Linked DNA regions of Homo sapiens: all the other regions are linked to region 3. The links are chromatin contacts, found by Hi-C or POLR2A ChIA-PET in ENCODE. All regions are on one chromosome and are shown on one strand. Each heading gives the region's core, a stretch centred on a gene start or an enhancer-like site at or near the end of the contact. The rest is flanking DNA. Distances are from core to core; before and after follow the strand shown.

What was found. A loop is a pair of places that touch in the nucleus more often than their neighbours do. ChIA-PET counts read pairs that join two places held with the same protein, here RNA polymerase II (POLR2A). Pooled maps may share reads with other maps.
Region 1: a loop to region 3 is called in a map of A673, with 4 times the contacts of the local background. The contact joins two enhancer-like sites. A Hi-C loop is called at or near these places in 8 of 168 maps with a recorded cell type or tissue (A673, IMR-90, PC-9 and 5 more), 1 of 37 single-sample maps with no recorded cell type and 16 of 50 pooled maps.
Region 2: a map of dorsolateral prefrontal cortex shows a loop between it and region 3 (2.4-fold over the local background). The contact joins two enhancer-like sites. A Hi-C loop is called at or near these places in 1 of 168 maps with a recorded cell type or tissue (dorsolateral prefrontal cortex) and 4 of 50 pooled maps. POLR2A ChIA-PET finds 5 or more read pairs at or near these places in 2 of 52 experiments (GM10248 and GM12878).

Annotation. Positions count from the first base shown.
Region 1 is chr15:85,295,075-85,298,038 of GRCh38, forward strand. No RefSeq gene overlaps it. Among named protein-coding and RNA genes, the nearest start is that of MIR7706, 84 kb to the right of the region's middle. Within about 2 kb of position 1,682, at least 3 of the 41 ENCODE cell types and tissues checked have a DNase peak (open chromatin) inside an H3K27ac peak, as active enhancers do.
Region 2 is chr15:85,099,499-85,102,591 of GRCh38, forward strand. It overlaps PDE8A (phosphodiesterase 8A), which reads left to right. Exons shown (of 22, transcript NM_002605.3): 10 at 517-568; 11 at 658-700. Among named protein-coding and RNA genes, the nearest start is that of PDE8A, 120 kb to the left of the region's middle. Within about 2 kb of position 1,298, at least 4 of the 41 ENCODE cell types and tissues checked have a DNase peak (open chromatin) inside an H3K27ac peak, as active enhancers do.
Region 3 is chr15:84,578,332-84,581,136 of GRCh38, forward strand. It overlaps LINC00933 (long intergenic non-protein coding RNA 933), which reads left to right. Exons shown (of 4, transcript NR_038274.1): 4 at 1-1,850. Among named protein-coding and RNA genes, the nearest start is that of LINC00933, 9.1 kb to the left of the region's middle. Within about 2 kb of position 1,325, at least 6 of the 41 ENCODE cell types and tissues checked have a DNase peak (open chromatin) inside an H3K27ac peak, as active enhancers do.

The DNA of each region.
Region 1 (2,964 bases), core at 432-2,931, 720 kb after region 3:
CCTGGGCGACAGAGTGAGACCCTGTCTCAAAAAAAAAAAAAAAAAAAAAAAAAAAACAGAGAGAGAGAGAGAGAAAAGGATGGCACAATAGTTTCTTAGTCTTAACCACACGCGTTAACAAAAATAGTAGGGTCTATTTTATTTGACAACACCCACCAAAAGTTCAAGTTCTATTAGTTTTCATATACTTAAAAAAAATGTTTCCCTCGGAAACATCACCTTGACATATCTTGGGGGAAACATAGAACGTGGAGAATTGTTTCTGTTGCTCTCCCCCACCCCACTCCATGCCAACATTCTGCATCTCTGTGCTGAACATCAGGGAGCCACCGGCCTTGTCAGCCTTCACATTAGGCCTGCCCTCTCCCTGCTGCAGATCAGCAGCCTGTCTCGGCCTGTTGGAACTCTCCCTTAGTGTGTTGGAGACGTTGAGACATTGTGACAAAAGTATGGAACCAGGAGTCAAGGAAGCTTCAGTCCTGGCTCGGGCTACTTATTTTTTGTTCAAAGTTAGCTTTTCATTTAAATGTCTGTGTTTCTGTTTCCTTGTTTAAAAAATGTTATAATATATGGCTATCGTAAAGTTGTTGCAAAAACTCAAAGGAGAATACAGACATTTAAGATAGTCTGCATGGGCCGGCATGACGGCTCACGCCTGAAATCTCAGCACTTTGGGAGGCTGAGGTGGGAGGATTTCTCGAACCCAGGAGGAGGCTAGGCTACACTGAGCCATGTTCATGCCACTGCACCCCAGCCTGGAGCCTGGGTGACAAGGCAAGACTTTATCTCAAAAAAAAAAAAAGACTTTTTTTTTTTTAAGTTCTGGGATACATGTGCAGAACCTGCATGTTTGTTACATAAGTATCCATGTGCGGCCGGGCGCGGTGGCTCACGCCTGTAATCCCAGCACTTTGGGAGGCCGAGGCGGGTGGATCACGAGGTCAGGAGATCGAGACCATCCTGGCTAACACGGTGAAACCTCGTCTCTACTAAAAATACAAAAAGAAATTAGCCGGGCGTGGTGGCGGGCACCTGTAGTCCCAGCTACTCGGAAGGCTGAGGCAGGAGAATGGCGTGAACCCGGGAGGCGGAGCTTGCAGTGAGCCGAGTTTGCGCCACTGCACTCCAGAGCCTGGGAGACAGAGCGAGACTCTGTATCAGAAAAAAAAAAAAAAAAAAAAAAAGTATCCTTGTGCTATGGTGGTTTGCTGCACCTATCAACCTGTCATCTTGGTTTTAATTCCCGTATACATTAGGTATTTGTCCTAATGCTCTCCCTCCTCTTGCCCCCTACCCCCCAACAGGCCCGTGTGTGATGTTTTCCTCCCTGTGTCCATGTGTTCTCATTGTTCAACTCCCGCTTATGAGTGAGAACACACAGTGTCTGGTTTTCTGTTCCTGTCTTAGTTTGCTGAGGATGATGGTTTCCAGCTTCATCCACGTCCCTGCAAAGGACATGAACTCATTCTTATAAAAAAGACATTTAGTCTTTGGGAAATAAATACTGAAGATTAGCTTCAAATGGACAGTGGTTTGGATGTGATTCTTGCATCTCTGACTAAATCGTAAACTTATCCAAGTCATTGTCCACTGTGGCTCCCACAAAGCTTTCAGGCCTGTCTTCCTTGGTGATCTTGCTTTGATGTGCTATGAAAGACTGTCCCAGCAGATGGCAGAAGAGAACTGAGTCAGGAAAAACCAGCCTGGGTATTTCAGTGTGCACTGTGCACTGGGTAAAGCTTCTGCACCTTAATGTCCCTGCCGCGGTAGCGCTACACGTCGACTTCACAATCGCTGCTGAACTTCCCTAATAAAGGTGGGTCAGCAAAGGCGTGAGGGTTACCACTCTATCCAAACACCATGTCACTGAGACTCACTTAGGAAGAACATTCATTTCCTGAGTACTTCCGTAGTACTGGAAACGGGGATGAATACAAAATAGTCCCTGTCCCCACAGAATTCATAGTCCAGCTGAGATCAAATAAGGACAGAACAATTTGCATTTTGCCGGGCTGTCCTCTAATGACAATAATTTCCTGAATGTTTTCAGGTTGCCTGTTTTAGCCATATGTTCTTCTCTGGCCGCTTCTCTCCAGCCCCAGCCTCAAGTCCAACTCATGATCTCTGGCCTAGGATACAGCAACAACCTCCTAAGGGAGCTGCCTCTGCTCTTATCCACCTCCAGTTTATTCTCACCGCATAGACAAGATAATGTTTTAAAAATGCAAATGCGATTACACTGTATACCACCTACTCAAAAGATCTAATGGCTTTGTATTGACCTCATAATAATACCCCTGCCCTTAATCTTACTTAAAAGGCTTTTTGTGATCCGATCCCTGTTTTTCTTCTCCTAACTTATCTCACCCTCTCCTCCTGCAATCAACTCAAGAGGCTGACTTTCAGTTTCCCAAATGATTTTTATCCCCTACCAGATTTGCCCAAATTGCTTTTCTCTCTACCTAGAATGCCTTAAAACTAAAACTCACTCCCTCCCATCTACCCATCCTCCTTAACTTGGCTAACTAGTATTTATTCTTCTGCTCTCAGGTTAGATATCCTTTCTTTTGGGAAACTATCCCTGACAGTATAAGGCTGGGCTGAATAATCCTCCTGAGTACTCCAGAGCACCCTCTGCTTCCATTCCCCTCGCATTTACCGTATTTCTTCGTAATGAGTTTGCGTATCTTCCCCTGTCTACTGTAAATTCCTGGCACATGAGGACTTCCTCTCGCACAACAATGTATCCCCATTTCTTGACACAGTTCTTGGTACAGAGCCGCACTCGATCAAAACTTATCAAGTAAATGAATAAATCAATCATAAAACACAATTGATACCATCCAAGAAGTCATAAAATTCTTGGGGCACAAGGTCTTAGGAGAGTAGATCTTTCTGTGTGTATCAGCCATATCCCTTTTTTTTTTTTTTTTTTTGAGATGGATTCTCTCTCTGTCACCCAGG
Region 2 (3,093 bases), core at 48-2,547, 520 kb after region 3:
CTGAAGGAACAATAAATAAATGAGAAGAGTCAGCAGCCTCTGAGCTAAGCCCTCGTTGCTTTGTTTTAGACATCTAGCTAACCACGTTCAGTGTGAACCTCAACTCCCAGTGTGGCCCGCGGCTGTGGCCACCAGTGACCGTGAGCAGATTGTTTGTTGGAACTTGAAGAAAAGCATCAATGTAAAGGGTTGTGAAAATAAAAACATGTTAAGGAACTAAAGGCTCTCAGTTGGTTAACATGCAGTTCATTTTAAAAAATATGTATATTTGATTGTCTCATGATTAATTGGGAAGAATTTTGTCATTTTTACTGAAGTCACTTGTACAGAGACGCCAAAGGATGTTTGTGATCTCTTCTTTATTTATTGGTGGCCTTGGTCACAGTGAGAAGAAATGTTCTCAGAGCGTTTTGTGTATTGCAAAAGGGAGGTGCCATTTTCGTAATGAAAAATTAACGACATATCCATCAAATTAGAGACTCAGAAGAGAAATAATGCATTGTTTTTTACTTGCAGAAAAATTAGACACTATGTGTCCATTATCAGAGTGTGCAATGGCAACAATAAGGTACGTAAGGAGAGCCCCCCGGGGCCCCAGGAACACCCCAGCAAGATTTTCAGCAATCAGAACTAATGGCTTTTAAAATTCACTTTTAGGCTGAGAAAATATCCGAATGTGTTCAGTCTGACACTCATACAGGTACGGTGCCCCGTATTTATTCTTAGAGTTCATTGAGTTTTTGGAGAAAAAAAATAAAAACAGATCTTTAACTAGCTTGCCTGGTGTAATGGTGGGATTTTCCTCAGACTGTGGCAACATTTCTCTCCTTGACTCCCCAGGCTGGCTTATGAGTCACTTGTACAGAGGACTTGAGCGCTTGTGAGCATTCTGATGGGTGCCCTGGGGCGGGTCTCTGAGCCTGCGAGGGAAAGAAATGGTCAACTGAAATGCATGAACTCATGTGAAGTGTGGTTTTATAACCTGATTTATACTTTAAGAGGGTTGAGTGTTTATCCCACAGTCCTTTAACAGGGATGTCTTCATCTGTCCTGACACTTACCACTGCCAGCCTGCAGGGAGGTAGCCAGGCCCCTCGCACTTGCCTCACCTCTATGTTTCTTAACCATGCCTTGGACACCATCTGTTCTTCCCCATAGCTTTCTTACTGCAAATGCATTTCCCTGGTTTGGAGTCACCTGTTTCCTTCAAACGTGTCATGACTTCAGCAAGCCACTTCCTGTTCTGGCCCTCACAGATGAAGGGGCTGGGCTGGGATGGTGAAGCGCCACTCCAGCTTCAGGCAGGAGGTGCTCCGTCAAGTGTCTGTGTAGACACTTGGCGTGCCACCCTGCCTTGCCTGAGTAGTGTGCTCTGCTTGCCCATGTGGTCTGTAAGAGCCTCTAAGGAGAAGACTTCCCTTCATGCTGTTGGTGACATGCTTTCTGCCTTACCAGAACAGTTCATTCTTTCATTCTAGAAACACTTACTACATATTTTTGTGAGCACTTAATGTGTACAAGATACCTGTCCTAAGTGCTTTAGGTACAGCTTATTTTAATGAAGCCTTAGAATAACTCAAGGAGGTAAGCATTTTTAGGTGAAATTCTCTTTACAGGTAAGGAAACTGAAAGTTTAAGTAATCTGCCCAAGGATCTCCATTTAGGAAGTGGCAGAGCTAGCACCTGAATCCAGGAGGACTGACACTAGGGCTCTGAAGCACAGTTTTTATGGGTGCCCCAGGAGCAATCAGAGATTTAGTCTGAAAAGAGAGACACATTGACACAAAGGAACACAGCAAGTGATAAGAAGTGATCCCCAGGAATGAGAAAGGGCAGTGGGTAGTCTTCTAGACAGGGAGAGGTGGATTTGAATAGAAAAGAAATGTGAGCGGGAAAGCATTCCAGCAATAAAAACAGGCATAGAAGGGGGAAAGTACAGGGCATGTTCCAGAAAAAGCAAGTACTAAATTTTGACTTGTATAAAAGGTCAATGGGGAAAGAGGTATTTGGGTCAATAAGAATCCTTAAATGCTAGGTGGGAAGTTTCCATTTTCATCTGTGGACAGTGGGAGTCTGAGGATTTGTGAGTCAGGGAGCAGCGTGATGACATCTGAGCTTTGAGAAGCTCTTAGAGCATGTATGTAAGATTACATGGAAGGAGACACCAGAGAGAAGAATACCAGCATTGCCATGGTCGAGAGGAAAGAAAACAATGGCCAGGGAATAATAAGGTGATGACAGTAGGAAGAGAGAAGAGAGACCAGATGTGATGATGGTGTGGGACTAGAGAGAGAAAAGCAAGAAAGTCCTTGAAAAGGTTGTTTCTGAGCCTGGAGATTCAGGCAGTAGCAGTAGGGCTGGGGAGGATGAATGTGGAGAGCTCTACCTGTGAGGTCCTGGTGGGCAGTCAGGTGGGTTTGTTTGTTCACCCCTTTGCCCATTTATTCTACAGATTTCTGTTGAGTACCTGCTGAGTGCTGGCTTCTGTGTTCTGCAAAGAGGTTAGGTCTAGAGATGAAAATGTTTCTGGCCAGCCAAGCATTAGCAAGTAGCACAGATGTGGAAGTGATGGAAACCAGGGATGGTAAAGGGGAATGGAAACTTTGAGATTACAGTGGAAGAGAACAGCAAGAAAAGGAGAGGAGGGGTGAGGTGGATTCCTAGAGACCACCCACCTCCAGAGAAGGAGGAAACAGAAGCAGGAAAAGAGGGGTTAGAGGGACGAGGGAGTCTGGAGAGCGTTGCTGAAGCTGAAGGCGGGGAGAACGGGAAGCATCAAGACTGGTCAGGGCTGAAGCACACATAGGGAGGGAGGGGGATATGGAGCCAGAGATGGATAAAAACTTGTGCTTTGCATTCAAGAGCTCGTGTGTGACCTGCAGACATGCAGTTTCAGGAGAATGGCGAGGGCAGAAGCCAGATTGCAGGGGCTGGAGGAGTCAGAGTAGAAAGCAGCATGTGTGGGCCTGTTATGGAGAGTCCTACACCACAAGTTCACAGGGGGCTTTTACTTGGTTGTAAGCATTTTTTTTTTTTTAACTCTTAAGAAGAGTACCATAGGGCTGGACGCAGTGGCTCACACCTGTAATCCCA
Region 3 (2,805 bases), core at 75-2,574:
AAAAAACTAGTTATATATGATTTTTACAATTTTGTATTCTTCTTTTTCCCTGAACATTTTTCATAATATGCTTTGTATCTCTTATTGTTAAAAAAAAAAGTTGGTACATGAAACCCATGGTCGTGGTCATTATAGAAAAAAAAGTAGGCCTGGCACACTTGGCTCACACTTGTAATCCCAGCACTCTGGCAGGCCGAGATGGGTAGATCGCTTGAGACCAGCTTGGGCAATGCAGCAAAACCCCATCTTTGCAAAAAATACAAGAATACAAAAATTAGCCAGGTGTGGTGGCATGCGCCTCTAGTCCCAGCTACTCAGGAGACAGAGGTGGGAGAATTGCTTAAGCCTGGGAGGTCAAGGTTGCAGTGAGCCCTGATCATATCACTATGTTCCAGCCTGGGTGACAGAGTAAGACCCTATCTCAAAAAAACAAAACAAAACAAAAAATGCAGATAACCAAAAAAAGTCACCTTAGAATTCTTTCCTGAAATTACCATTGATGACATTTCTAGACTTTCCTGTGCTTGAGTATATATTTTGAAAGAGTTTATACTGGACAAATGGTCTTTCACTTTATTTATTTATTTATTTATTTAGAGACAGGGTCAGGCTCTGTTGCACAGGCTGGAGTGCAGTGGTATGATCCTGGCTCACTGCAACCGTGCCTCCTGGGTTCAAGTGATCATCGTGCCTCAGCCACCCTAGTAGTTGGAATTACATGGGCCACCACACTGGCTAATTTTTGTATTTTTAGCAGAGATGTGTGTCAGATCCCAGGGTCCAGGTCCAGCCCATGGTGAAGTCTGAGGGGAGTGGGTGGGTGAGCAGAAAGAACAATCGGGGGGCCATAGGCAGGTGAAAGATAGTTTTATTCAGCGGCAGCTCTCATTAACAGCTTTCTTACACTAGCTCTCTTATTAGCAGCTTACTCTTCCACTGTTCGCCTGTCTCAGCAGCTTGAGCCAGCTGCCCCTACACATAGCTGCGCAGCCAGCTCTCTCTTGCCTTCAGGGTCAGCAGCTTAACTCCTTCTCTCTCTGGGCATGAGCAAGCCCAGCTGTGTCCTGGCTCCCTCCCATCTGCCTGCAAGATGGACAGCTTTGGCTCTCTCTTTCTCTGGGTGCCAGTGTGCTCATCATGTCAAGCCATGTTAAGCCAAACTGAGCCAAGCCCCGAAGAGCCATGTCTCTTATGCACGGCATCAACAGGGCAGTTATACCTTTTACAGACAATAGTGGCATAAAGCCAGGAATGAACTTACACAAACAGGTTATATTACAAGTGGAGCTGTGTGCTTGCACGCCAAACTCGTGAGTCACACAGGCCTAGATATCCACCTCGGCCTATTCCTTGACCAAAGCACATCTATGTACCTTACTATGTGGTTTTGTATGTTGGCCAGGCTGGTCTCAAACTCCTGAACTCAAGTGATCTGCCCGCTTCAGCCCCCAAGTGCTGGGATTACAGGTGTGAGCCACTGCATCTGACCGGAAAGGATGTATTTTTGCTCAATTAGCAACACTTCTGGGTCTTTAATGTCTTTTCTATGGCTATTTGATATTCACTTTATAGAGAATTAATGCCTGTATTGTTGGACATTTAAGTTGTTTCCAAGTTTTCACCATTATAACTGTATTTGTGTGTATATATTATATTCTTGCCAGGCTGTAAGCTTTACTAGCAGAGAGGAAATTTTAAAGCTTTAAAAGAACGCTGAGCTAGATCTAGCTTCTGGCTCTGTGTGTTTATTGACCAGTGGTGTGCCTTGAGAAACCAGAACTCTCTGAATTTCAGTTTTGTCTCTGTGTAAATGAAGAAGGTTGTAATAAAAAAAATCTCAAGTTTCCTTCCAGGCTCTGATCTTCTCCATGTGATTCTGATAGTTACCTCCTCTGCAGAAAGCCATTAGGGTAACGGCACTGAGAATCTCAGGGTTCTGAAAGGGGAGATCCATGTGCCATCACCATTGATAGTTGTTTTTTGCAAAACATGTTTTGCTTGCCTCTATTGGTGTGTTGCTTTTAAGTACGGATTTTTTATTTTTATCACCAGGCAGCCCCTGCAACATTTTTGGCAAAAAAATCATTCTCCCATAGCAGATTGTGCTTGTGACTTTGGGCCATGATGAGGCCATAGTCTGGTGTCAATGTGGGGCAGCAATAATGACACACCTCATCCTGCTGTAAGGCCTTGTTGGAGGCTCTTTGCCTAGTCTCCAGGCAAGGGGCAGCTGCCCTTCTCTTAGCAAGGAAAGAGGGCTACTTCTTTTAGCCCAGAGCATTCCGTGGAAACTGGAGGCTCAAAGTTCTCAGATGTATCCACTTAAGTTTCCCCATACCAGCTATCAGGATCCTATTCCTCTCGTCTTGTCTCCTCCCCTCCCCTCACTTCCCCTCCCTTCCCCTCCCCTCCCCTTTATTTTCTTTTCTCTTTTTCTTTTTCTCTCTTCCTTTCTCTCTTTCTTTCTTTTTGTGATGGGATCTCATTCTGTCGCCCAGGCTGCAGTGCAGTGACGTGATCTCAGTTCACTGCAATCTGTGCCTCCTGGGCTCAGGCGATCCTCCCACCTCAGTCTCCTGGGTAGCTGGGACACAGGCAGACGCTACAACATCTGGCTAATTTTTGTATTTTTTATAGAGATGGGGTTTCACCATGTTGCCCAGGCTGGTCTCAAACTCCCGGGCTCAAGTGATCCTCCTGCCTCAGCCTCCCAAAGTGCTGGGATTACAGGTATGAGCCACTGCACTTAGCTCTCCTTTTCCTTAAGTAATTCTAAATAAAAACAAGACTAAATCATAAAATAAA